2 separate regions of the Homo sapiens genome follow, and region 2 is linked to region 1. A link is an interaction called in ENCODE POLR2A ChIA-PET data of the cell type or tissue named here. Cell type or tissue: PC-9. All regions are shown on one strand.

What was found. Peaks named below come from ENCODE experiments on the same cell type or tissue, not always from the same donor. Only the 100,000 strongest peaks of a DNase experiment are listed, where the experiment ranks them.
Region 2: POLR2A ChIA-PET joins it to region 1 with 10 read pairs; 3 of 35 experiments call an interaction of 5 or more read pairs at or near these places.

What each region holds. Positions count from the first base shown.
Region 1 is chr3:41,897,938-41,902,937 of GRCh38, reverse strand. ULK4 (unc-51 like kinase 4) reads left to right here. Exons shown (of 37, transcript NM_017886.4): 13 at 2,109-2,213; 14 at 4,446-4,506. It also overlaps the pseudogene LOC124900553. Among named protein-coding and RNA genes, the nearest start is that of ULK4, 62 kb to the left of the region's middle. In PC-9, no CTCF peak of the experiment used is centred here; a DNase peak (open chromatin) is centred at 2,517.
Region 2 is chr3:42,019,098-42,024,097 of GRCh38, reverse strand. It overlaps a transcript of TRAK1 not described here. Among named protein-coding and RNA genes, the nearest start is that of ULK4, 59 kb to the right of the region's middle. In PC-9, no CTCF peak of the experiment used is centred here; a DNase peak (open chromatin) is centred at 2,977; H3K4me3 peaks cover 731 bases; H3K27ac peaks cover 2,248 bases.

The DNA.
Region 1 (5,000 bases):
TATCACTGTCTTCTCTCAAGCAGTGCCAGGCATTGTTTTAAGTGCTTTGTGTTTATTCTTCACAAACCTGAAAGCTTGTTTGTTTTAATCTTTGTTATAGATGAAGAAAACAAAGCTTTTTTTATCTTCCCTAAGAGCACATAATTAACAAGCAGCAATGTTAAGTTTGCCCCTGTCTTTTTGCCTTTAAAGTCCATCTTTTTTTTGGCAATGTGAGTTTACCTCTGTCTTTTTACCATGAAAGTCCATCTTTTTTTTTCTTTAATTGAAAGTCCATGTTCTTAAACTTAGATTTTCTTGTTTTAAACAAACTTCCTCTTCATTCTTTGTGGGCCTTTTTTTTTTTTTTCTTTTTTTTTTTTGGTGGAGTCTCGCTTTGTCACCTAGGCTGGTGTGCGATGGCGCAATCTCGGCTCACTGCAACCTCCGCCTCCCAGGTTCAAGCGATTCTCCTGCCTCAGCCCCCTAAGTAGCTGGGATTACAGGCGCCTGCCACCATGCCTGGCTAATTTTTGTATTTTTAGTAGAGATGGTGTTTCACCATGTTGGTCAGGCTGGTCTCGAACTCCTGACCTCGTGATGTGCCCACCTCGGCCTACCAAAGTGCTGGGATTACAGGCCTAAGCCACTGCACCCGGCCTCTTTTTGTGTTTTCTTGTCTTTTGTCTGAGTTGCATGGGGCAGCTTGGGTTTCCAGGAACTTTCTTAGCTAACTCCTCTGTTCCTTTATCCATGCCCCTTCCTCACTCAGTTTTGGGTAATTTATTTTCCTTATTCCTTACTTCACTGATTTACTTTTCTATTTTATTTAGTTTGCTAGCCGTTGTTTCTTTTAAAGTTCTTAAGCATAAATTCTCTCTCTCTTTTTTTTTTCCCTGTTGGGAAATACTGAGGCATAGCACTAGGAATACAAATTATGTTTAAATAGAGCACAAAGAACCATCTCAAAGGAATAACTGATGGTGAATATCTGCTGATTCATTTCATTATGTATCAACTCTAACTAGGCTTAATAAATAATTGAGGTTTAATACTTAGGTAGCATGTCTGTATTTAAGTCTGAAAATTTTTTTTATGTTACAGCTTCAATTTCACATTGAATGTTCTGTAAAGCAGAAATAAATTGATTAACATTCTGTGAATGAAAAATAAAGCCGTTGGTCAGGCGCGTGGCTCACGCCTATAATCCCAGCACTTTGGGAGGCCAAGTTGGGTGGATCACCTGAGACCAGGAGTTCGAGACCAGCCTGGCCAACATGGTGAAACCCCGATTCTACTAAAAATGCAGAAATTAGCAGTGCATGGTGGCATACACCAGTAATTCCACGACTTGGGAGGCTGAAGCAGGAGAATTGCTTCAACTCGGGAGGCAGAGGTTGCGGTGAGCTGAGATTGTGCCACTGCATTCCAGCCTGTGTGATGGAGTGAGACTCTATCTCAAAAAAAAAAAAAAAAAAAGGCTGGGCGTGGTGGCTCACGCCTGTAATCCCAGCACTTTGGGAGGCCGAGGCAGGTGGATCATGAGGTCAGGAGATTGAGACCATCCTGGCTAACACGGTGAAACCCTGTTTCTACTAAAAATACAAAAAAATTAGCCAGGCACAGTGGCAGGCGCCTGTAGTCCCAGCTACTCGGGAGGCTGAGGCAGGAGAATGGCGTGAACCCGGGAGGCAGAGCTTGTAGTGAGCCGAGATCACGCTACTGTACTCCAGCCTGGGGGACAGAGCGAGACTCCGCCTCAAAAAAAAAAAAAAAAAAAAAAAAAGAAGCCATGCTGTTATGGAAAAACCAATTTGCCTCATCACAGTTTAGAACATTGAATTGTAAAGATATTTTTTCTAGTCCTAGCCAGACTTAGTGGTAACATGAGCAATTCAGTTACTTTCTCAGAGTTTTATATTTTTATCTGTAAAATGGGAATGATGGTGCCTACAGTTTAGGATTTTTGTGAAAATCAAATGAGACTGCAACCATCTTGAATAGCAGTTGAAGTACATTGATATAGGTGATATTTTACAGTGGTGTCTTCCTCAGCATCTTACTGGTTCAGTGTTTTAAAGATCTACATTAGTCGCAGAAACAAAGTCTAATTTTTGTTCTCATTTCAGATTACAAGTGGACACCTGAGTCAGCAGGACCTGGAATCCCAGATGAGAGAGCTTATCTACACGGACTCAGATCTTGTTGTCACCCCCATTATCGACAATCCAAAGGTGCAGAAAGACACTCTAACAACTGAGTTGTAGACTTTACTGAGATCTGAAATCTGCATGAGATTTTCATTCAGAATATTATTTACTGTATAATCTTTCCTGTTTCTCTTGTCTGCTTCTGTGTCATTTGTGCTGCATGTCTGCATTTGCAGCTCCCCCTCTGTCTGCAGCCCTTTCCTCTGCCTTCACTTCCACTTCACTGGAGTTCTAAGTTTTCTCCCCTCTGTTTTGAATGAGTCAGCTCTGCTGCCTCTCACTACTGCTTCTTCCACATGCCATGGAGGGGTTGCCAGCCTCTTGACCTCAGACCTTAGCTCTCAGTCCTTTTGTTTCTCCGTATGCACTAATGTGAATCACTCTAAATATTCTAGTCTCTGATGTATTTCGAAGGCACAAGCAGTCAGAGGGCACTGCTTACCAGGCTGGGCTGGGCAGGCAGATCACACAGAAGCCCTACCCTCTCACAGGTTGTTAAGACTGCAGGGGAGACGATGGGGAGACATTCTGGGAGCTTGCGAAGTTGTAGTTCACAATGTACTTCTAAACCAGTGTGAGTTTTTTTGCTTCTTGTCTTTTGGAATATAATACTTTATTGCTAGGGGATAATGAGTATCTACTTTAAAAAACAAATTCATTTCTAAGTCCCTCTGTTTTGTCTTGACTTCCAGCTCCCCAACATACTCACATTCCACTACTTTTTCTCTATTTTAATTTTCCTGCTTCTTTTTCTTATTTATAAATGTTTTTTTCTGTATTAATTCATGACTCTTTTTTCTTATCTCATTGGGAACGTTACTGTGGTTTAGACCATGAAGGTTCTTGAATTCTTATTTATTTTCTAGATAGACAGCATTTCATATAGATTATTTAGCTATTTTTCATAATGGAGCTACTTCTTTTTGTGAGTTCATATGTCTGGCAGAGTAACTTTATTATGCTAAGTTTGATGAGCATTGGGGCATTTTCAACGTGGGCTTTCTAGAACAATTTGTGTTATCTTTACCAGGGGTGTCCAATCTTTTGGCTTCCCTGGGCCACATTGGAAGAAGAATTGTCTTGGGGCACACATAAAATACACTAACGATAGCTGATGAACTAAAAAACAAAAAAAATTGCAAAAAAAAATCTTACAATGTTTTAAGAAGGTTTACAAATTTGTGTTGGGCCACTTTCAAAGCCGTCTTGGGCTGCATGCAGCCCATGGGCTACGGGTTGGACAGGCTTGCTTTAGACAATATTCTGTGTTTCTTTTTTTCCCTCTTATAACCATATTTGATAGTTTCTGGGAAGCCTTAATCAGTAGAAATTTTTGTGTTTAACTTTTAATTTTAAACTACTTTTAGTCTTAGAGAAAAGTTTCAAAAATAATTGAGAGTTCCTGTATACCTTTTGCCCAGCTGCTCTTAATGTTCACATCTTATAGGTCTGTAGTATAGTTAGCAAAACCTGGGAATTAAAATTGGTATAGTGTTAGTCAGGCAGGATAATCCCTATCTGTTCCTCCTTTTGGAGGGCAGTAGAATGTGGTAATTGGAGTGGCATAATACTTGATTAATAATTGTGCACTTTCCAATTCATGCTATTATGGCTTCCTGGAGTGGTGTCTTCTCTGATATAACCATTAACCATCCTTCAAGACCTCAACCCACCTTCTACCTCTCTGTAAACCCAGTCCTAACTATATCAACTAAAGTGCTTGCTGTATTCTCTAAACTACTATTTACAAAAAAATTCTTTCTGTCCAGTGTTTTCTCTGTAGTTATGTCCTGCATGTTTTGAATTGTGAAATATTTTGTTGTTTATCGAATGTTTGTCTCATCTTCCCAACTAGGATGTCAGCTCTCTGAAAATAGGATTGTGTCTTTTATATCTTTGTATCCCCATTAGCACTTGGCATAGAGCCTTACCTTGGCAGGTACCCAATAGATATTTGTTGAATGACTGAATTTCTAATTAGAGGTAAATTAGCTAAAAAGTAAGCCAAGATAGGAGTGAATGTTTTCTATGAAGCTTTATTTTATTACAGATATCAATTGAAATGATTATAAAAAATATTATCTATATTTGTGTGTTTTAATCCGAAAAGTCATTGTTCTTATTCTTTTTGGTAACAAATTTTGCACATTCTTTTTTTGTCCTCATTGATTTATTATCTGACATAAGGGACATATAAGGAGACAGATATCCATCTTAAAAATTGTCTCAAAAGCTTTCTTTTTTTTTAAACCACAGATAATGAAACAGCCACCAGTTAAATTTGATGCAAAAATATTGCATCTACCAACATATTCAGGTAGGATCATAAAGGACTTATCGAACATGTAGACTCTTTGTATACAGATACAAATATGAAATTTATTTGCAAATAGAATATATGTGAATAACTAAATTTATTTTGTCTTGACAATTGGCTATATTCTTGGGGCAGTGTTACACGAATTGTAAACAATCTGTAATTCATTTGTGCCAGCTGTTGACATTTCTTAGCTGAGTCTGGGCTGCCCAGTCCTATTGTGGGTGGGGAGGTTCCTGTAGATCTGGGCAAGTTTTCCTGTAGAGTGGGTGGGAGGTCTTCTCCTCCCTTCCCTTAGAGCTGGTTGAATTTCCACCATTTATGGCTGGTATAGGTGCACAGGGTTGGGGACAACAATGAAGGATTGGGATTCTATTAGAGGGACCAGGACATTTGAGAATGGGACTAGGTGGTTCATGACTGTGGAGGTGGTGTGGGAGTGGAGATACTTAAGGGATAATTATTACATTTCTGTTGAGCTAATGAAAGTCTTA
Region 2 (5,000 bases), 120 kb before region 1:
CGTCCCACTGCCCTAAACATCTCCACTTAGAAATCTCAGGAGTAGCCGGTCACGGTGGCTCACGCCTGTAATCCCAGCACTTTGGGGGGCCAAGGAGGGCGAATCACCTGAGGTCAGGAATTCGAGACCAGCCTGGCCAACATGGCGAAACCCCATCCCTACTAAAAATATAAAAATTAGCCAGGCGTGGTGGCAGGCGCCTGTAATCCCCAGATACTCGGGAGGCTGAGGCAGGAGAATTGCTTGAACCCGGGAGACGGAGGCTGCAGTGAGCCAAGACTGTGCCACTGCACTCCAGCCTGGACAATAGAGTGAGATTCCGTCTCAAAAAAAAAAAAAAAAAAAAAAAAAAACCCTCACGAGCACGTCAAACTCAGCACATTCAAAACAAGACCCTCCAGGTCCTCACCGCTGGGACAACTGATTAATGGTGGTCCAACTCAGAAACCTCAGCCTTATCCTTCACTCCGCCCCCTCCCTTACCCTACCACTATCTCTTCAACAACAAAGGCTTATCTCTTAAACATCTACCCACACTATCACTCGCTAACCCCCACCCTCTCTCACCTTGAGTACAGCCAGAGCTTCCAGCTGGGTCTCAGTCATCATGGAGGTAAGATAAGGTCTAGGATCACATACGGCCTAGGACACGTTTACCAAAGTAAAGCCAGCCACCACTCCTAATGCCACCCAACCCTGCCATGGGCCTTCTCTTTGGAACATCTACAGACTGCATCTCTTTTCCGCCCTAGTGACCTAATGTGGATGCAACTTGAGTTTGTGAGGGAAATTCTCAAACTTGCTTGTGATGATCAATCTGCCATGCTGCCTTTTGCCAAACAGAGAATTCAGTATACTATAAAGAACAAAAACTACATTAAAAGATAGCCAAACTCCCAGGAATATTTATTTTCTTTTTGTTGTTTTTTTTTTTTTTTTTGAGATGCAGTCTCGCTCTGTCGCCCAGGCTGGAGTGTAGTGGCGCAATCTCGGCTCACTGCAACCTCTGCCTCCCGTGTTCACGCCATTCTCCTGCCTCAGCCTCCTGAGTAGCTGGGACTACAGGTGCCCACCACCACGTCCAGCTAATTTTTTGTATTTTTAGTGGAGACAGGGTTTCACCGTGTTAGCCAGGATCGTCTCCAACTCCTGACCTCGTGATCCGCCAGCCTCAGCCTCCCAAAGTGCTGGGATTACAGGTGTGAGCCACTGCGCCTGGCCAGGAATATTTATTTTCTTTATTCCTTTCCATGAGTATCACTTCTACTATACCATCAAGAGACTTACCCCAGCTAAAAGTTTTGCAAGTTAACACTCAATTGTTGTGAAAATATTCCTCTTGTACAAAAGTTTTTTGTTTTTGTTTTTTTTTTTTTAAAACAGGGTCTCTTTCCATTGCCTAGGCCGGAGTACAATGGTGTAATCATGGCTCACTGCAACCTCTGCCTCCTGGGCTCAAGCGATCCTTCTGCTTCAACTTCCCAGACAGCTGGGACTACTGGGGCACACCACCATGCCCAGCTAATTTTAGTACGTTTTGTAGAGATGGGGTTTCACCATATTGCCCAGGCTGGTCTCCAACTCTTGGGCTAAAGCAATCCACCCGCCTTGGCCTCCCAAAGTGCTGGCATTACAGGCGTGAGCTGCTACACCCGGCCAGTTATTTAACAAGACTAACTACTTTCCTATCTTTCAAATACAGTATAAAACATCTACTGCAGCAGTCAACGTTTTAGTCTATTTTACCAATGATTTGCCTGTCACACCTTTTATCCACTGCTGTAATAATAACAATCTGCTTGTTTTCTCAAATAGAAAGATGTTTTCCCAAATATATAACACCAAACTATGTTTCTTCCACAAGAGACCTTTGGAATGTCTTGATATTCGAATCCAAAGCAATTCTTCTAATGCCTTGGGACCACTGAAAAATTAACCCTTTCTCCTCAAAGTCAAAGCAGAGAAGCTAGTTGATGGGTGAGCAAAAACCACAGCTCACATCAATGCTTTAGGCCATGGGGGCTATTCCTGTTACTGTCATACAGAGCAAGTCCAGGGCACACCCCACCCTTGAGGTGTGGCACAGAATACCTGTTCCAAACTATTTTTGGATGAATGGATCATAAGGAGTTCAGTAAAAACAATAATTATGGCTAACACAAATGCTTCCTCTTAGCCAAGCACATGTATAAATTCACATAATCCTCTTAATAACTGTATGAGGGCCAGGCGCAGTGGCTCACACCTATAGAATCCCAGCACTTTGGGAGGCCGAGGCAGGTGGATAACTGACCAGGAGTTCGAGACCAGTCTGGCCAACACAGTAAAACCCGTCTCTACTAAAAATACAAAAATTAGCCAGGTGTGGTGGCACACACCTGTAATCCCAGCTACTTAGGAGGCTGACGCAGGAGAATTGCTTGAACCAGGGAGACGGAGGTTGAAGGGAGGCAAGATCGTGCCACTGCATTTCAGCCTGGGCAACAGAGTGAGACTCCATTTCAAAAAAATAATAACTGTATGAGGTTATCATATAAGGTAATGATTCCGAAGCTGCCTGTCATAAACAGGAGTTGCTGGGTTCAACACACCTAAGCAACAATCTTACAGGGGAAAAAAGAACATGGCTTCAAACACATCAATGCTGTGCTGCATTGTATCTACACTGTTCAATCTGAAGGTTTTTACTTTTTAATTAATGAATGAAAACAAAGCTACTTCCCACTCAGGTACATAAAGCAATTGTACAACTGTACAATTCCCATAGTATTCTGCATTTTATTTAAAATATATTCTAGATGCAAAGGTTGAAATGAAATGCTCACTGTCTAGGTGACACTCTTTTATTCTCTACTAAGAAAGCCAGTAAACCAATTGTCTCAGAAATTCTGCACCCAAATGTAATACTCGCAGACACAGCACCAGTGAGTCATACACATAACAAATTGCTCATTTTCCTCCTCCCCACCTTTCCTCTAAATCATTATAATGCTATTCCTGAATCATAGGTTTGGTTTTTTGTTTGTTTTGAGTTTTTAATTCTCCAGTATAAAGCTTGCCAATTCCAACTTCCGAACATGACAAGAATCTGTCCCTTTAGTTTAAGTAAACCTCCAATTTTCTTCCCAGGTTTGAAATTCTTCAGTGCAGGCAAGGCCCACACCTCTGGATCTCACACTAAGTAAAAAATGCCCCTTGATACTATAACTGTCTTACTAGATCTCTTAAGATATCAGATTACCAAACTCCCCAACTGGAAGTCCAACAGGCAAACCAAGTTTACTGTGGGAGCCCTGTATTCAGAAACACAAGATGTAGCATACTCTTTTACAGAGTTATCTTTTTTTCTTCTGGAAGTCTCATATACCAAATCCAGAGAAGAATGAACACTTGGAAAACTTAATTTTTACTAAAGCTGAACATATGTCTTATGACCCAATGATCCACTCCTGAGCATATACCCGATAGAAATGAGTACTTATACACTTAGTTCATAGCAGCTTTATCCATGATAGTCCCAACTGGAAAAAAAACAAATGTCCATCCACAGGTAAATGTATGAACAAATCATGATATAACCATAAAATGGAATACCATCCCACACTAAAAAGGAATGAAGCACTAGTACATGCAACAAATGGATGAACATTGCAGACAAAACATTGAGCAAAAGACCAGACACAAAAGTACACACTATATGACTCAATTTACATGAAGCCCAAAACAGGCACAATTATCCTATGGTAATAGAGGTCACAAGAGTGGTTATCTACAAGGAGTTACTGGCAGTACAAGTGGTATATGTAAGTAAAATTAATGGAGCTAAGATAATTAAAGGTTCAATGCGTAAGAAATTAAAGGTTCTAGTTAACTTGTCAACCTTAGATGGTAATGCAACATGATATAAAATATTTGTTCCACAGAACACAGTAGCAACCAAAAGTCAGGCAGAAACCGAGACAGCATTGTCCCTCTCGTGAGCATTGTCCTCTTCCCACTGCTGTTCTCCAGCCAGAACACGGCCACCTGGTTCCACCATGAATCTGGACCGTCAGTCCCTTTGGCATGAACAGCTGAGCTGTCTTCAGTCACTCTCTCCCTGATTTTCTCATCACACTGAGGACAATCAATTCTTCTGGAGGTCAAAGGAATTTGTCTTCCCCACTCTCCAAGAAATATTTCCCAATGGTCCTCAGACAAACATAAATTCAAGGGTAGTTTCTGCTCTCATTGTTTACCTGCTCCTAAAGGTCCAAATTCCTGACTCAATAATACAGCTGAAGCCAAACCACTTCTAACATTATAAGGAGACATTTTATCTTTGGTCACATCTCAAATCTCAAACTGGAAATTATTTGATAGAAACCCATAATAAAAGGAGGCAGCCTACACTAGAGGCTGTGTATCTAGAGTAGGTTGTATCATATATGTTCTACATTTTGCAAAACTTAAAAACTGAGAGCTTACAGAATGTTAGCATAAAAAAAATCCAGACCCACAGCACACGTTGTTTATGTTAAAGAACTGCCTGGCCAGGTACAGTGGCTCATGCTTGTAATCCCAGTACTTCGGGAGGCCAAGGCAGAAGGATCGCTTGAAGCTAAGGCAGCCTGGGCAACATAGCAAGACCTCACCTCTACAAAAAAATTTAAAAAAGAAAAGAAAATTAGCCAAGTGTGGCAGCACGCATGCTACTCAGGAAGCCAAAGCGGGAAGATGGCTTGAGTCCAGGAGTTCAAGGTTACAGTGAGCTATGATCAGGCCACTGCACTTCAGCCCAGGCAACAGAGATTCTATCTCTAAAAAAAGCACTTTTTTATTGTACCAAAACAACCAGAGGAACTGATGGACAACTTCTAAAATCCCGTGGTTCTGTATATGCATAAATGCTTTATCTCTGTAATCCTGGAGAGAGACAAAAAAAAGTGAGATCCTATATCCCTATTCTAATTAATATGCTTTTTTTTTCTTTTTCTTTTTCTTTTTTAATACTCTGTTGC